Regions from separate parts of the Homo sapiens genome. Here region 1 is linked to region 2. The links are chromatin loops, found by intact Hi-C in ENCODE. Cell type or tissue: natural killer cell. All regions are shown on one strand.

Region 1 (8,000 bases), 61 kb before region 2:
TAGGATTTGCTTGGAATGTAAAATACATTTCAAGCTTGAGGAAGAACAAGACTAGATAAATTCATAACAATTAGCCCTTCTTTTCTTTTCCAGAATGATTGAGAAGGGGAGGAATTGATCCCATTCTACTTGGGGGCAATTAGGCTTTCAGTCTGTGGCTCAGTTCACAAGCATCTGATGCCAGTGGTGCCAAGGTCAAGGGTTTGATCCTCATGTGGGTCAGTTTGCTGCGTGTTTTCTCAACAGATTGTGTGGAAAGTGTGCAGTCACTGGGAAATGCCGGTCATTAAGGGGACTGGTGAACAGATGGGTGGTAGGTGAAAATCTAGCCTCACTCCTGGAAAAACAAAGCCCGTGCCATACTGTCTTTTTTTTTTGTTTTTTTCATCTGGACAGAATGCACCACTTAAAATGTGAGCTTGTTACTCAACCTTCCTTCATCTCTGTTTCCTCATCTGTAGAACGGAGATAAGATTTGCTCCCTTTCTACCTCACCAGGATCTGTGAAGATTAGATAATGGCTGTAAAGTCCTTATACAAAGGTACATACATTACCATAAACAAAGAGATTAGCTGACAAATAAAAAAGAAAATATTGAAAGGACCCCCCAAAGTGTATTGCCTAATACTTTTGCATTAGTATCAGTAGTTTGCAGTGCAATCCATTTGGAGTTTGGTTTGGCTGAAAAAAGTTAGGTGTGAGTTGTATAACCTCTCTATTAGTAAGGATAAAAAAATGGTTTGATAGTGAACATTTGTATTAATAAAAACAAAGTGGGCTTTGAATCTGAAACAGGTTTCATTTGAAAAGGAGGTGAAGGCAAAGGTCTCTAGGAACATATGTGCCACTGAGCAATATTTGCATATATTTGATCTGCAAGCACGCTTCAGTGATTTTCACAGTATACCTTGGAGTTTAGGTTGTAGCAAAGAGCCGTTACCATTGCTCAGCAGCACGATCTACTCTCTCCAGCTTTATTATGGCATACAGCGACAACTTCATTTTTAGTGTTAAAAAAAATCCTCTTCACTTAATTCAGACAGTGACCTGCAGGCCTCATTCTGACTGAAGGAGCCATTCAGAATACTTCCAGACAAAAGCAGGGCTTTTTCCTAGCAACCAGATCAAAGCCAAATCTCCCAGAATAGCTCCCTCCCAGGTTTCCTTTGGCGCATAGGTTCACAAGGATTGTAAGGCTCGTGGTATCCAGTTCAAACTTCTCTTTCACACTGCAATGGAAAGGAAAACTCCTGAGGAATTTTCACAGACTCTGAAAGCTGGCGAGCCTTGCAAAGAGCACTTAATCCTGGGAGAACATGGTGGTCATTGGGAGCATCCCTAACTTTGTTATCGCCTGCATCTGCATGTACATTCTGTCGGACTCTCAGAGAATGAGGTCTCTGTTTCCTTTCTGCCAGTACCTAATATCAGCTATGCCCAGGAGCCGGCTGATGAAGACTTCCTGTTTGTTTTGAGTCACTGTTAGAGTGATAAATATACTTTAGCTTTCTGCTTCGAGAGGAAAGAAACCAGCTGCCCTGAACTGAAGAGAAAAATGCAGAAATTCCACTGAATGGCCCTGTTATCATGGAGTTTCAAGGGCAGCATAAAAATGAAAACTATAAGCCTGGGCAAAATGAATAATTTCCATATTAAAGCATTTTGCTGCATGCATAGACCTAAGTTGTTTGTCTTTAATCATTTAGGCGAACCATGCATTTTTCACTCTTCTAAGACTAACTCAGCGTTTAGAAATTTTTAAAAAATGTAAACTTACACTACAGAGTAATGGTAAGTTATATAAATAAACAATTACAGTTGTGGTTTTTTGATCTGACCACAAGCTTTTAATGCCACTTTTTTTTTTTGCATGAACATATAATGCTTCTGGATAAACAATAATGTTTACATTGTCAGGGCATCTACTGTTGTATTGAGTCATTTACATACATGATTATTTGGATATAGAGTAACCCAAGAACAAAAGAATATTATAAAATTATTTAAAACCAGAATGACAGGAAATCCTTTACAGCTTAAATAGCACTTCTTAAATGAACTCATAGACTTTCTAAGTTGTGTTTATATCTCATTTTTGTCCTTTTATTTTGAATAAAATAAAAGGATGTTGGATTTGATGACCAGTGTCCTTTGAGTGGAAATTACTATGTTAACTCTGACCTGGAAGACAGTGAATTTAGAATGCTTGTTAATGTGAATGTCGTGATCACTGCATTCGGCGGGCTTTTCTTTTTTAGGCTTGGTATAGACTTGACTTCTAGAAGTTGCGAGTTGGAAAACATGGCAACAATTTGCATGTGCTTGGAGTGGGTATGAGTTGCTTATTTCCTCCCAGTAGGTATGGTCTCATTAAAACTATTTCTAATAGTAGAAGATGAGTAATTTGCTAATAATCTATGATAAATCTTTCTGTCCAGGATAAAAGAAATGTTTAATTAGGAAATTCAAAATAAAATTAGCATTAACACTTTCATGCTGTCAAATTAGTGATGTAGACAGGGAGGCAGGATGGTGTGCATCGGCCTTATGTCAATGTATCTGGATGCATTTGTAAATTAAGACTTAAAAATGCACATGATTAGCTGTATGTAAAAAGGTTCCTCAACATACTAAAGTCAATGATTGGGCCATCAACACAGCGGCTTCCTAGATGGGAGAATTCCAGCGCCAAAGGCTTAATGGAGAATGGGTCCTTAGCCTTTAAAATCTCACATCAAAGGAAAATCATGTGAAAGCGGCAACCCATAAAGGAGGACATGCATTTAGAGATGCTCTGCACATTAGTTAAAACAAAGCCAATTATGCTAAATATTGTTTTTACATTATAAATATGTTGTATGTACTGTGTGTCTTTTTTATATTCTCACTTTACTGACAGAGGGAGGAGGAGAAGGAAGTATTTTTAAAACATGACTAAGGATGGAAGGATTAAAGGACCGAATAATATATTTTCTTGTCATAATGGAGACCTGTAAGTACATGAACTTAGAAATAATAGAACCAGAGAATGGATGGTATTAGGAGGAGAGGAAAACAAATAGCAAAGCCAATATTTTCTGTGGGTAGGAAAGAAGGGTATAAAATTTATTAGATAAGTGTATTGCAAAGCCAAGTATGGCAGGGAACAATTTTAGTGGATATATCTGCTTCTGTACTTTTAAGAGGAGGTTAGAATTTGACATAAATAGATGAGATGGGGTTTAGGTGAGGTGTTTTTGGTAAAATCTATCATTTAAAATAAAATGGAACTTTAATTGGGTGGGACCTATCACTTACCAAATGTAAAAAGGTGTGATAAAACCGCGCTTTACTTTTTTCAGCACTAATGAATGTCAAATACCTAGTGCTGAAGTGAAACTATTATGGTCAAATTGACGCTACACATGTCAAATCGTCATTCTTCTCAGCAACAGTAATTGCTTAGATTGTTTAAAACTAGCTTTGGTTGTGATGGTACATTTGTGATCCAGCCTTAAGGAATGAAAAAGCTGTAGGAATTCTCCCCACTTATAACCAACATCCATTTCTACATGATTGAATAAGAACATAATAATCACTTCTTATGTTTGCAGATTACACTACAATTTACGAAATGCTTTCACTTGTAACACTTTGAGTGATCCTTGGTTGTGTCTGGTTCTGGTTGTAAATGGGAACAGTAACAGGTAGTCCTCTGTCCTATGCCAGTGGCCATGATGCCAGCAATGTGGTTCCTTTTTAGGGGGCAGCCATGTCCCCCACCCTGCCTAACAACATTTCAGGAGCATCTTCCTATGAAGCAGATGCTGGAAAATGAGTATTTTTGAGTGTAGTCACTTGTAGAAAAGTGAAATCAAAATGTGTTCCATAGCAATTAACCCCATATTTCCCTAAACTTATCGTGACACCACATTCCTGATCACAAGAGTTTTAGACTGTTCTTTTGAAGAAGGTGAGGAATAGGCAGGGGAATAACGACTACGAGATATTTAGAATCATTTACTGTGTGAGTGAAGGCTTTTAAAAAAGAATTCATTTACTGGAAGTAATGAGGATGAGGAGGGGTTTTTCACACCTGTTTTCACACTTATGAGGTGATAAGTCCAGCCCTCACGAATAAAATGGCAGGTTTCACACTAAACCCACCCAGGCATACTCCTCTAGTCTCCTAACTCATTTATTCTTTGAGAATAAAGAGTCAGAGGCAAGATCGCTTGCTCAAATGAGTGTCGGAGAGTAGTTCCTGTCATTCTTGCTTTGCCATGCTGTCTTCCAGATAGATGTATATGCCATGATCTGCATATCATGTATGGATCTCCAGACCACCATTGCTAGTCTCCAACGACTTTCACTCTAGACCAACAACCTTCTTCTTTGTACTATTACTCTTGATCTTTATATTCAGTGAATTAGACAACTGCATTTATAAATTTTACCAACTGGACTCACACAGTTTTTACATGTCTTGGGTCCTCTTGACCACCATTTCTATCCTGCTTCAGGTACTCATTGACATGAATGTAATTTAATTCACACCATATTTCACCTCTCAAAATGCCTATGTGGTCACAATCTAGAGTCATGGAATGTTTCTTCAAGTGGAATCAACCTCAGAGATTATGTAGGGCAATATCTAAAAACCAACGAACAGAACTCTTGTTTACTGACTCTCAGGCTCATTCTTTAGCATTTTTCATCAGGTCAGGAAATGCCACCCTCATCTACACAGTTGTTGAAAAGAAAAACTCCCAGGACTCCTGCTTGATTCTTATGACCTTCACCACCCTCTATCTAGTCATCAGTCAATCTTATCTTCTTGCTATCTTGAATCTATCCAATTCATTTTCAAGAGCCAGCCATCATCTCTCACCTTGATATGGTAAAAGCTTAAAATGCACCTCCTTGCTGCATATTCTCTCACATTTTCCTGTGTTATTTTCTACATATCACTTTCTGAAACTTTGTTTGTGGATTTGCTTCCTTTGTGATTTTCTGGCTTTGCTACCTCTTAGTAGGATATCAGTTCCAGGAGAGTGGATACACTGAGTATAGAGTGCAACATCAGAGGCACTCAATGAATATTTGTTGAGTAAATGAATTCCTACTACACAGACTAGAAATATGGGTCACAAAGAAGTTAAGTGCATTTCTAAGGCTCACAAGATTAGTTAGTAAATCTACAGCTAGAATTTAGGACTCGATTCTCTGTCTAAAGCTCTTGTCATTTACCATATTGTGGCTACTATTATTATTACCTTGTAAGACTGTATTATATAGATTTAGGAATGCTGTCCTCAGAGCTTCTGGCTTGCACTGTGGGGCTGTCTGGAAAGTGAGTGCAACTAATTATAAGATCAGTAACTAAGTGGCTGGCTAAAGTCCAAGACAGACCTGTTGCAATAAATTCTACTCTTTAGCAAAATTTTAGCATACTGTCCAATGTAGGTAAGTAGCTTTAAAGACCTCTGCAAACTTCAACCTTCTAGGTGATCATCCAATATTATTTTAGTTGTAATGTCACTTTTAAATATAAAACCATTTAATCTTTCTTTCCTTCTTTCTTTTTCCTTTTTTTCTTTCTTTCTTTTTCTCTCCTTCCTTCCTTTCCTCCCTCCCTCCCTTCCTTCCTTTTCTTTATTGATGGAGTCTTGCTATGTTGCCCAGGGTGGAGTGCAGTGGCTATTCACAGGAATGATCTTAGTGTACTACAGTCTCAAATACCAGGCCTCAAGCGATCTTCCTGCCTAAGCCTCCCAAGTGGCTGGGACCACAGGTGCATGCCACCACACCCAGCTATTTAATTTTTAATGTAGTTTTTCCTTCTGTCTCTGGGAAGTACATTTCCACCTTTTAAGGCATATCTTTCTTTCTGTGCTTGTGTTTTGAGTCCAATTTTTCAGCCTCTTTTGAGATTTTGTTTACTCATGCAGTGGTAGCCTCTTTCCTACAACCCTGCCTTTCCCTCTTCACTGCCTTCATTTGTAAGCTACAGTGCATGGGCATTAGAGTCTGGACCTCAGCTGAACCCAGGCTTTCCCACTTACAAGATTTTTGGCAGCGGACAGGTTACTTTATTCTTCTGAACCTTGATTTCCTTGCACATAAAATGGGGATAAGGGAGGGCAATTGTGTCAATTAAGTAAAAAACATGTTAACTTCCTGACATATAATATGCACCTAATGATAGCTATAAACATTATAAAAACAATCAGATTTCGCTTATCTGAAAAAAGCATTAACAGAAATGAAGACAACGCCAACATTCTCTTAGCTCTGTTCTCCCTGATTATTAATGCTTTGCTGCCTATCAATTATGTTCATGGGCAAAATTCTTGACAAATAAGCTCTATATTTATATTTTTCCCTTTCTGTTATCAGATATAACAGATATAATACTGTTATCAGATATAACAGATATAATACTGTTATCAGATATAACAGATATAATACTGTTATATCTGGACAGACTAGAAACATGTGCTGTTCAGTGTCAAATGTAACATTCTTGATTTTTCTAGGCAACCTATGGTTATTATCAGAAATTTCGTATTTCTCATGTGTCTATGTTCTTATGTTGTATTGTGAATCCCAGTCAATTAGGAGAATGAGGCAAAGTTCACTAAGCTAGCCTTGTGGTTCAAGACAGCTGGAATTTTCTACTGCAGGAGAAATATTCCATAGTCTTCTAGAGACCATCAGAAGAACCATGTGGCATCAAGTACCCTGCCTAACTGGGTCGTGGGTTCATGGATAGAGTTCTAGTCAAGATTAACATATTTAAGAATAAAGAAGCCGGCCGCGGTGGCTCACGCCTGTAATCCCAGCACTTTGGGAGGCCAAGGCAGGCGGATCACGAGGTCAGGAGATTGAGACCATCCTGGCTAACACAGTGAAGCCCCATCTCTACTAAAAATACAAAAAATTAGCTGGGTGTGGTGGCGGGTGCCTGTAGTCCCAGTTAATCAAGAGGCTGAGGCAGGAGAATAGCTTGAACCCGGGAGGTGGAGGTTGCAGTGAGCTGAAATTACACCACTGCACTCCAGCCTGGGCAACAGAGCGACACTCCATCTCAGAAAAAAAAAAAAAAGAATAAAGAGAGGTGTGCCATTACTTGGAGGAGATAAAAACAGAAATTTAGAGGGGATTAAATTGCCAATATAGGAAACATGTCTCTTTAGGTGATTCTCCCCAGGGTGATGCACCATTTTTTAGAGATAAACCGCTGGAAGGTGCAGCTGAAGATGGAACTTCATAGGAAGTTAGATAGAACTTTACAGAAATGATGACCCATTCACCATAGCAGATCTACTCTTGGGAAAGGTGAGACGTGAGTGGTATTCTCAGAACTGCCAGAAAAATCTTGTCATAGATTGTGTAGATCTGTCTATGGAGACAGACTTCATCTGAGGATCATGATGAACATTGGGTAGCTGCTCAGTTGGCCTGTAAATAATAATGACTTATTAGGTTATTTGACTTTCTTTTTTCTTTTTCTTTTCTTTTCTTTTCTTTTTTTTTTTTAAATTAAATGTCCTTCTGCTACACAAAGTAACCAGAGTTCTTGCAATTGTAGTTTCCAAGTATCTGCTGTGGGGCTCCAAACCAAAGACATGGAAAGCATCTAGAAAGTTACCTAGGTGTCAGCGCCGCACTCTTCTCTGGAAGAAAAGAGGCTTCTCCTATATAGAACTTGAGCAGCAACCCAGGTTGCACTCATTCTTATTTTTCTGTCCCCTAATGCGCATTACCCTACCTGGCCAAATACAAACTACCGGTTCCATGCTGACCTAACCCATCTTAAGGAATAAAATACCTACCACATATTTTCTCCTAACAGCTAAAATTATTTGAGCCAAGAGTTTCAAATGTTTTATTTTAGTTGGAATACTACAAACAGCCAGTTACTGAAGATTAAATTGGGTCAACCTTAATAGAAATGTGTTATATTCTGGTCTTATGTGAAGTACCATAGGCATTTTGAGGCCTCTGCGGTGCCTCT
Region 2 (8,000 bases):
CCTACTTACTACCACTGTGACCTTGGGCAAGACACTCCATCCAACTAAACCTCCATTTCCTCACTGGTAAAATAAGAGCAATGTACCCATCTTGTAGGTCTGTGACCAGAATTAGAGAAAAATGCTTAAGTTATGTCTTTTATTCATCTTCCATATAACACAGAAGAATAGATTGCAGTCATGGGACTCAATACTCAGATACATACTTTACATTGGTTAAAATCCAAATCATAAATACATTTTATGTTTATGTGAATTCAAACCCTCCTATGCTTTTCCAGAATTATTTGAAATGTTAGTAAGCCTTCTTTGTAAAGCTCATTTTCAGTTTAAACAGCGTCAAATAAAATCGTATTTTGACATCTGGAACACTAACACAACTAGACGATAAGTTTTTAAAAAAATGTTCAAAATTTAAATAGAGAAAAATAAATCTAGCTCCTCAATGTAAAATCTGAAGGGAAAACTTTGCCATCCTCTGATTTTTGGGCTTGGTCTATTGGACAAAATGATGAGAGTAATTTTTTAAATAATCAGGTTATTATTTTTTCACATACAGATAAGAAATCATTTAGCAGATGAAGGTTAGTAGGGGTTAGTCATGCATAAAGGAAATTTCTTAGGTTTGTATGGGAGTGGCAGCAATAAGTGAGGTTGGTCATTCTGCATGTGCCAAGGACTGGAACAAAAAGAATAGATGTCTTCCAGTAAGAGGGCCAAATTTCTAAGGTGGCTTCAAAGCATTCTAAAAAATAATTATGGCTACACTTTAGATTTTCTTTCTATGCAATTACAGCAATTTTAGAGGAGAGGTTTCTAGTTACATTACATCAAACTGAAAAGTTTTTTTTTTTTCTTTTTTCTTTTTTTGAGACGGAGTTTCACTCTTGTCATCCAGGCTGGAGTGCAATGGTGCGATCTTGGCTCATTGCAACCTCCGCCTCCCAGGTTCAAGCGATTCTCCTGCCTCAGCTTCCTAAGTAGCTGGGATTACAGGCGCTCGCCACCATGCCCGGCTAATTTTTGTATTTTTAGTAGAGATGGGGTTTTGCCATGTTGGTCAGACTGGTCTCGAACTTCTGACCTCAGGTGATCTGCCCACCTCAGCCTCCCAAAGTGCTGGGATTACAGGTGTGAGCCACCATGCCCAGTCCATAATTGTTTGTTTTTCCTTAGTTGGCTCACCTCAACCCTCCTCCCCCACCACAGAAGGCAGGTAGTAGAAAAATCAAAAACTGTTCTCTCAAACTGACAGAGAAAATTGAATCTATATGAAGGCAAAGGTGCAACTGGCCAAATTTGTCCTTCTTTCCAAATAAATTTTATGTATAGATGATTAAGCAGTGTATGGACACCTTTATCCTCTTTCTACCTGCCATCAATTTCTTATAATAAATTCTCTCTAAAAATAAGGATATTAAAATCAGTGTTACATTCAGCTGCTGGCTTTCAGTTTTTAGACTTTGATTGTTCAGTTGTATGCTAATTAAGACAAACTTCTAGCCATAAAGTTCTTTGACATATCTTTTCTCAGGGTAAAATGAATGTGGCACCTAAATAGTTTGAAAATCCAGTTTAATTTAGAAAAGGCAAAACCAAACCATAGGTATAGAGAGCTATAAGTATTATCTAGATTTATCAGTTGAATTACTTGTGCTATTTAAAGACCAGAGAAGTTCCGTTTTTAATACATTATTGTTATTTTTCTGAAATATCTGACTGTAACAGAAGGGACTTATAATAATATATTATGATTTGCTCATAGTCTGATGGCTACAGATCCTGAGATATTACTCATCTTCTTCATCTGTTTGCTTTTATGTATGTTCATCTCAGTATTAAATAGAATATTAAATGATAGATTTTTCATAAAGTAGGACTCTAATAGAATTTAAACAGGGAAATCCAAACATACATTATGAATAATTGCATATAAAAATTGCAATTCTTATGTAGTTTATCAGGATGAAAATGAAATAATAGCTCATCATCACTGTGTAAAGCCATCAGGTTTATGTGATGTTAGGAAAAATCCTCTTAAGGTCAGATAATTATTTTGTGAAATAAGCAGAATTCCCTATTATAATTTGTGAAAACTTTAAAACTAGATGAATTGATATTATGCTTCTAAAATATTTTTTTCAATTATTTGCACCCAGAGTCTTATGACTCCTTAGTCAGATTTTGTGCATTTTCTCCAAGTACATTATTTTCTTTTAAAAAGCTAGCCTCAGTGGGGCTGAGAGAACTCAAGAGGCACATACATAAATTGTCTTAATTTCTGAGAAGTGTGGGTCTGACAATCACTTAAAACAATATAGTTGATATGGCTGTCAGGACAGACTCTTTTCAAAAGAATGTTTTTATAGAATATCATCATGACACTTTGCTCAGATGGATGTCTTTAACAGTATTTGATTAATGTAACGTAATAAAAGAGATGCACACCAAAGTGTCTGTACATGTCTTGTTAAGTATGTTTGATTCATTATATGTGGTTCTCAGTTCTTTCCTCTTTCCACAGTTCACTTTTTATCATTTCAATAATATATCTATAAATATGAAAAAGTTGGCCCTTTCAAAGTCTTTGACATATATAGCTATTAATTCATAACTCTAAAAAATCGTATCTTTCAACCTGTCATTTTAAAGCTTGTAGAGTTTATTACAGCAAGTAACCTGTGTTAGAAATTAGATTTTGAACTTTAGCAAGAAGATAAATAAGCTCATGTACCTAAATGTTAAAGAAAAGATACCTAGACATAGTTCTAAGTTAGAATGATATGAAAAGATCACTTATTAAAGATTATAATTTTAAACTCCCTGAAGATAATATTAAAGTTTATATTGTTTACCAGTTTCCCACTTATTTTGTTTTCCATCTCCAGATATCAATCATTGAGCAAGCTTGTTATAAACAAAGCTCTCCAATTACAGTTCCATGATCATCTTTGTTGCAATGAGTTGATGAGTTCAACTTCATGGTTTATATACCAATGACATAGAAGGTTTTAAGTAAAAGTATTCTGATGGCATACTAATAGTAGTACAATTGAGTATCCCTAATTTGAATGTCTGAAATCTGAAATGCTCCAGATTCTGAAACTTTTGAGCACTGATAGGACACTGAAAGGAAATGCTCATTGAAACATTTCAGATTTTCAATTTTTGGATTAGGGATGCTGAACCAGCATAATGCAATAAAGGAAAAAAAAAAAAGGTCCAAAATCTGAAACTCTTCTGGTTCTAAGCATTTTGGATAAGGGATACTCAACCTGCCTTTATTTATATACACATTTTAGGTGTTACTGTTTTAACAGGGGTAAGCCCTGTATGGTAGATGCTCTTTTACTTGCATTTCACTGATGAGGAAGCTGAGGCAGAAATCACATGCCCCAGATCATACAGATGCTAAGGGGCCGAGCTGGGCTTAAAATTCAGCAGTCTGGCTCTGAAGCTCTTGAACTCCTTGAGAGAGCGCTAAACTTGGAATGTTTTCTTCGTGGTGCCTTTGGTCCTGCTTCATATTCTTTAATGCATAGGTAACAGCTTGGCTCCCTCACTTCCCACGCTCCTTTTCTTGGTTCAATTAAGCAAATCATGGCCCAACATCAGGGTAGCAAGCCTGCAGTGTTCCACGTAATGAGCTGTGACTCATGGATGATTTGGGGGTTTTGGGTGCCAGGCTAGCACATCATGTGTGAATAAGCTTGTGGCAGGGGCTGAGGGTGAGGCCTGAGGACATGGTTTATGTTGGAGCCTCGCGGTGTTCTGGGTGACTCATGTACACTCAACCGCAGAGTCATGAACCGCTTGCACACACCCAATGTCAGGTTCACTCCGAGGCTGTTCTCCCACAGCCATTTTACAACTCTATCTGTGAAAAGCACAGAACGTATTTTGACCTTTTCACCGTGGGATCCTGAAGGGGACTTAAAGAACAGCCTTCAGGTCCTGCTGGTCCCTTCCTGGGAAGACTTTTATTCCCTCGGAGCTAAGAAAGACACCTAGATGGTGCCTTCCTCTCTCTTGTGCTGCTTGGAAGGCATGGGCTTTGGGGTCAGCTAGACCCTGGGCTAGCTCTTGGTTATGTTCCCAACACCTCTGAGACCTTGGGCAACTGACTTATTGTTCTTGGACATGGCTTTCTTTGAAAACCATAAAACTTATAGAATGGGATGGGAGCATTTTAAAATACATTTATGGGAAATTAACACAGAAGACCTTGTTTAAACATTATTTTTAGTGGTCAGCCAATGGCTTCAGCTTAGGAATGACTGAGGCAAAAGCACTAATTAAGGATGGTAATTTTATTCATCTTTGTATCTGTTTAGTGTCAAGTTGTAGGAAGAGAGGGTTTAAAATATGAGCTAGTAACCCCCCCACACCCCGAGACTCTTTAAAACTATGAATAAAGTTAAGAAAACTGTGCAAGAACTAAGAGAAGGTCAAAGGAAAAGAAGCGATGGACATTGTAGGTTCGAAGCACACCAGGCACCTTCCAGGAGAGGAGAAAGTTCAGGAATGTGGCCCTCCCTGCACTGCAAATCCCTTTGTGGCCCCTTCAAGCCTCTAAGCTCTTTTACCTCAGCTCATCATTAATGCTGATCTCCCCAGGTAGGGGAGAGGAGGTGGACTTAGGAGGCTTAACTACATTGCTTAGGATTGTATATTTCAGAGACACTGACTGATGTGAGTCACACAATTATAGTTCTGAGTCCTCCTCTGTTCTTGAGTATAGAGATTGGAGAGGAAAGCTGTGTTTGTGATTTTAGAGTGCCCGGGTCAGGCACTTCCTTTTTGTATGTGTTTTGGGCAAGCCCCTTACCTTTTGGAGCCTAACTTACCACCCCTGGGAAGTGAGGGAACTGAACTTAGTGCTCTCTAAGGCCCTGTTTGAGTTTGCATGCCATTGACTCTGGACTTTTCTAAATAAACAAGTAAACTTACAGTTACCATGGAGAATGTCTGTGTCCTTGCTGATCATTGTAAATGTCCCTGATGTCAAAATGCAGGATGATAAAAAGTGAAGTTGAAAAATGAGGAAGGAGTGTGACAGGGAGTGATCTTAATCGTTTTGCAGGGTGTGCACTTTTTAGGCTGCCTAAGGGCAGAATTGAAATATATGCCTTCTGCCAGCATATTTCAGAGTCAGCCGAACTACATTTTGGTTAGGAACTACCTTGTCCAGAAAGAGAGGGGATGATAATCAAAGCAAGGGCAGTCCCAGAGCTCAGATGATCCCTTTTTCCTGGTGAAGGATATCCTTGGATGGTTGATTTTCTATTGAGCCTTTAAAAGAGAACGCTAGGCTTAACAAAGGGTCAAGAGTCCACAGCTGAGGAGGCCGAGAGGAGCCAGGGAAAGGAAGTGGTTTAAAAGACTTACTGCTATTATATTAGTAATAAATTTTTTCGAATTTATTATTGAAATTTATATATATATTTCAAAAATATACCAAAATAGAGTGAAGTGTATGATGGATCTCTACATTCCTATCAAGAGTCAACCATCAATTCATGGCCAATCTAGTCTAACCTGTATCTTCATTTAATCTTGTTTTAACAAAATTCTTTTGAGACAAATCTTGTTCAATTTCATCTGCAAATATTTCCAAAGGTATTTCTAAAATTAAGGGCCTTTTTAATTTAAAAGGCAAATGCAATAATGTTAAAACATCTAAAAATTAACAAAAAATTTTTAATTGTATTCACTAGCAAGTCAATGTTTAAATTTCTCCAATTGCCTCATATACATATTTTTTTAAAAATTTGTCTGAATCTCGATCCTAATAAGGTCCATAGAAAGCTATTGGGGAATATGTGTCTTAAGTCTCTTTTACTCTACAGGTTTCCTTCCATCTTTCTTTCTTTCTTTCTTTCTTTCTTTCTTTCTTTCTTTCTTTCTTTCTTTCTTGTGAAGAAACTAGGCCATTTTTTCCTGTGAATTTTCTGATTTTGATGATTAAATTTCTGTGTTATCTTTTGATATGTTCCTCAGTCTTTTCTATTTCCTGTAAATTGATATCTAAATGTATGATTAGATTCAATGAGTTTTTTTTGGCAAATATATTTCATACATGTGTCATGTATTCTATTAGGAGACAAACAATGCTTGATAGTCTCTTTTTTGTGGTATCAGTAGCCATTATTAATCATTGTCCAGATCCCTTAATTCATTAGAGGCTGCAATACAATATATTCATTCTATGAATATAATTCCTTTTAATCTAGTAGTTGTAATATTTCTAGAAGAAACTTTTCCTGTTTGATTACACTGAGGAAATATATGTTCATTATATTATCTGTATGTAAAACCCAGGCTAAATACTGGATTTAACCCCTCATTTCCAGTTTCAGCCTATTTTGCAGCCTTCTTCAGAAGTGACCAATGATAGCTGTGTGTGTTTTAAATTGTATTTTTTTGAATGCATGGACTTAAAAATATTTAGCCTGGAAATTTTCGAGTCAGATGAATATAGGTTTGAGCTCTGGCCCTGCCTGTTACCTCAGAGAGTCTTTCCCTTTCTTCTCATGGCTAAAGCCTAGTCACTTTGGGCTCTCATGGGTCTTCTGTAGGGAAGCTTTCCTTAACTTTCCTGAGAAGGGCAAATGAATCTCTCTGAGACTCAGTTTTCTCATCTATAAAATAGGGGCCATACTACTGATGCCATCTGACATAGTTGTGAAGATTAAGTGAGATAGTGAGTACAGAACCATCCATTATAGGCATTCAAAGTTCTCCACTTTTATTGTTATTTTGTATCTAACAACTTTGGACACTTAACTCCTGTGGTGAATTGTTTTGCTATTATCTCTATCTTGAAAGTATTGTTGGAGAAACAATCATGAAAAAATATTTTTCTACTTCTGTTTATGAAGATGCAAAGTCACATGGCAAATTATCAATATTTTTTATGAAGATGCAAAGTCACATGGCAAATTATCAATATCTAAAATGTTCTGAAAGGTGGAAGAGAAAGAAACAGTATTCAAGAGTCTTGTCCCAAGGTGTTGTGGGGGAGACAAGGTAATAATTGAGAACTATATATAAAAATAAGTACAAAGAATTATATGAAGCAATTAAATCTGATGGGCTGGATGGACTTACTTACGTTAGGGAAGGGTGTCTAGGTACATTGGATTCAAAAGCGGAGGAAGAAACTACTTTGGAGGAGTCTTTGTGAGTGGAAGGGAAATCCTGAAGTTAGGGTTGGTCTCCTTCTCAAAAAAAGGAAGTTGTTGCTTTAGGAGGGTTGACTAAATACCCTGACAATACTCACTTGACTAAAAATATCTCTTCCATGGGCTTGAAGTCCTAAAGCCAGAACCAGAAGCGTAGCTTGTTCCTGCTGCACACCGTTCTGTGTTCCACCTCCGGAATCTTGCCCAGGCTTATCCTTCCTCGGGAATGTCCTTCTTGTTTGCCTTCTTCACCTGCTTACTCCCACTTATTTTACACGATGCCAGGAGTCAGGGCTTTAGAGGGTCTTTCTCAGTCCCTTCCTTTACTGCACCATTGGGGTAGGGCCTCAGTGACGTTTTCCCATCTTATCCTGTACACGTTCCCATCACAGCATTCATCATACTGCTCATATCCACTGACTTCTCTGGACTCCAAGCACCACAAGGGTAGAGACTCTCTTAATCTTCTCTGTAACCTCAGCACAGTGGCCAGCACATATGTGTGCTTAAGAAATAATAAATACAATAAATTTGTAGCTGGGTGCAGTGGCTCTTGCCTATAATCCCAGCACTTTGGGATACTGAGGCAGGAGGAGTGCTTGAGCTCAGAAGTTTGAGAGCAGCCTGGGCAACATAGCAGGACCCCATCTCTACTAAAAATAAAAAAAAATCAGCTAGGCATTGTGGCCCGTGCCTGTAGTCCCAGCTACTTGGGAGGCTGAGGCAGGAGGATCACTTGAGTCCAGGAGTTGAAGGCTGCAGTGATCTATGATTGTGACACTGTACTCCCCCTGGGCAGCAGAGGGAGACCCTGTC

The links. Hi-C counts contacts between places; a loop is a spot of excess contacts. Peaks named below come from ENCODE experiments on the same cell type or tissue, not always from the same donor. Only the 100,000 strongest peaks of a DNase experiment are listed, where the experiment ranks them.
Region 1: a loop joins it to region 2, with 7 times the contacts of the local background. A loop is called at or near these places in 4 of 110 quality-filtered maps.

What each region holds. Positions count from the first base shown.
Region 1 is chr2:144,594,982-144,602,981 of GRCh38, forward strand. No RefSeq gene overlaps it. Among named protein-coding and RNA genes, the nearest start is that of TEX41, 69 kb to the right of the region's middle. In natural killer cell, no CTCF peak of the experiment used is centred here; DNase peaks (open chromatin) are centred at 1,450 and 3,390; H3K4me3 peaks cover 862 bases; H3K27ac peaks cover 5,426 bases.
Region 2 is chr2:144,656,164-144,664,163 of GRCh38, forward strand. No RefSeq gene overlaps it. Among named protein-coding and RNA genes, the nearest start is that of TEX41, 7.8 kb to the right of the region's middle. In natural killer cell, no CTCF peak of the experiment used is centred here; a DNase peak (open chromatin) is centred at 3,738; H3K27ac peaks cover 2,326 bases.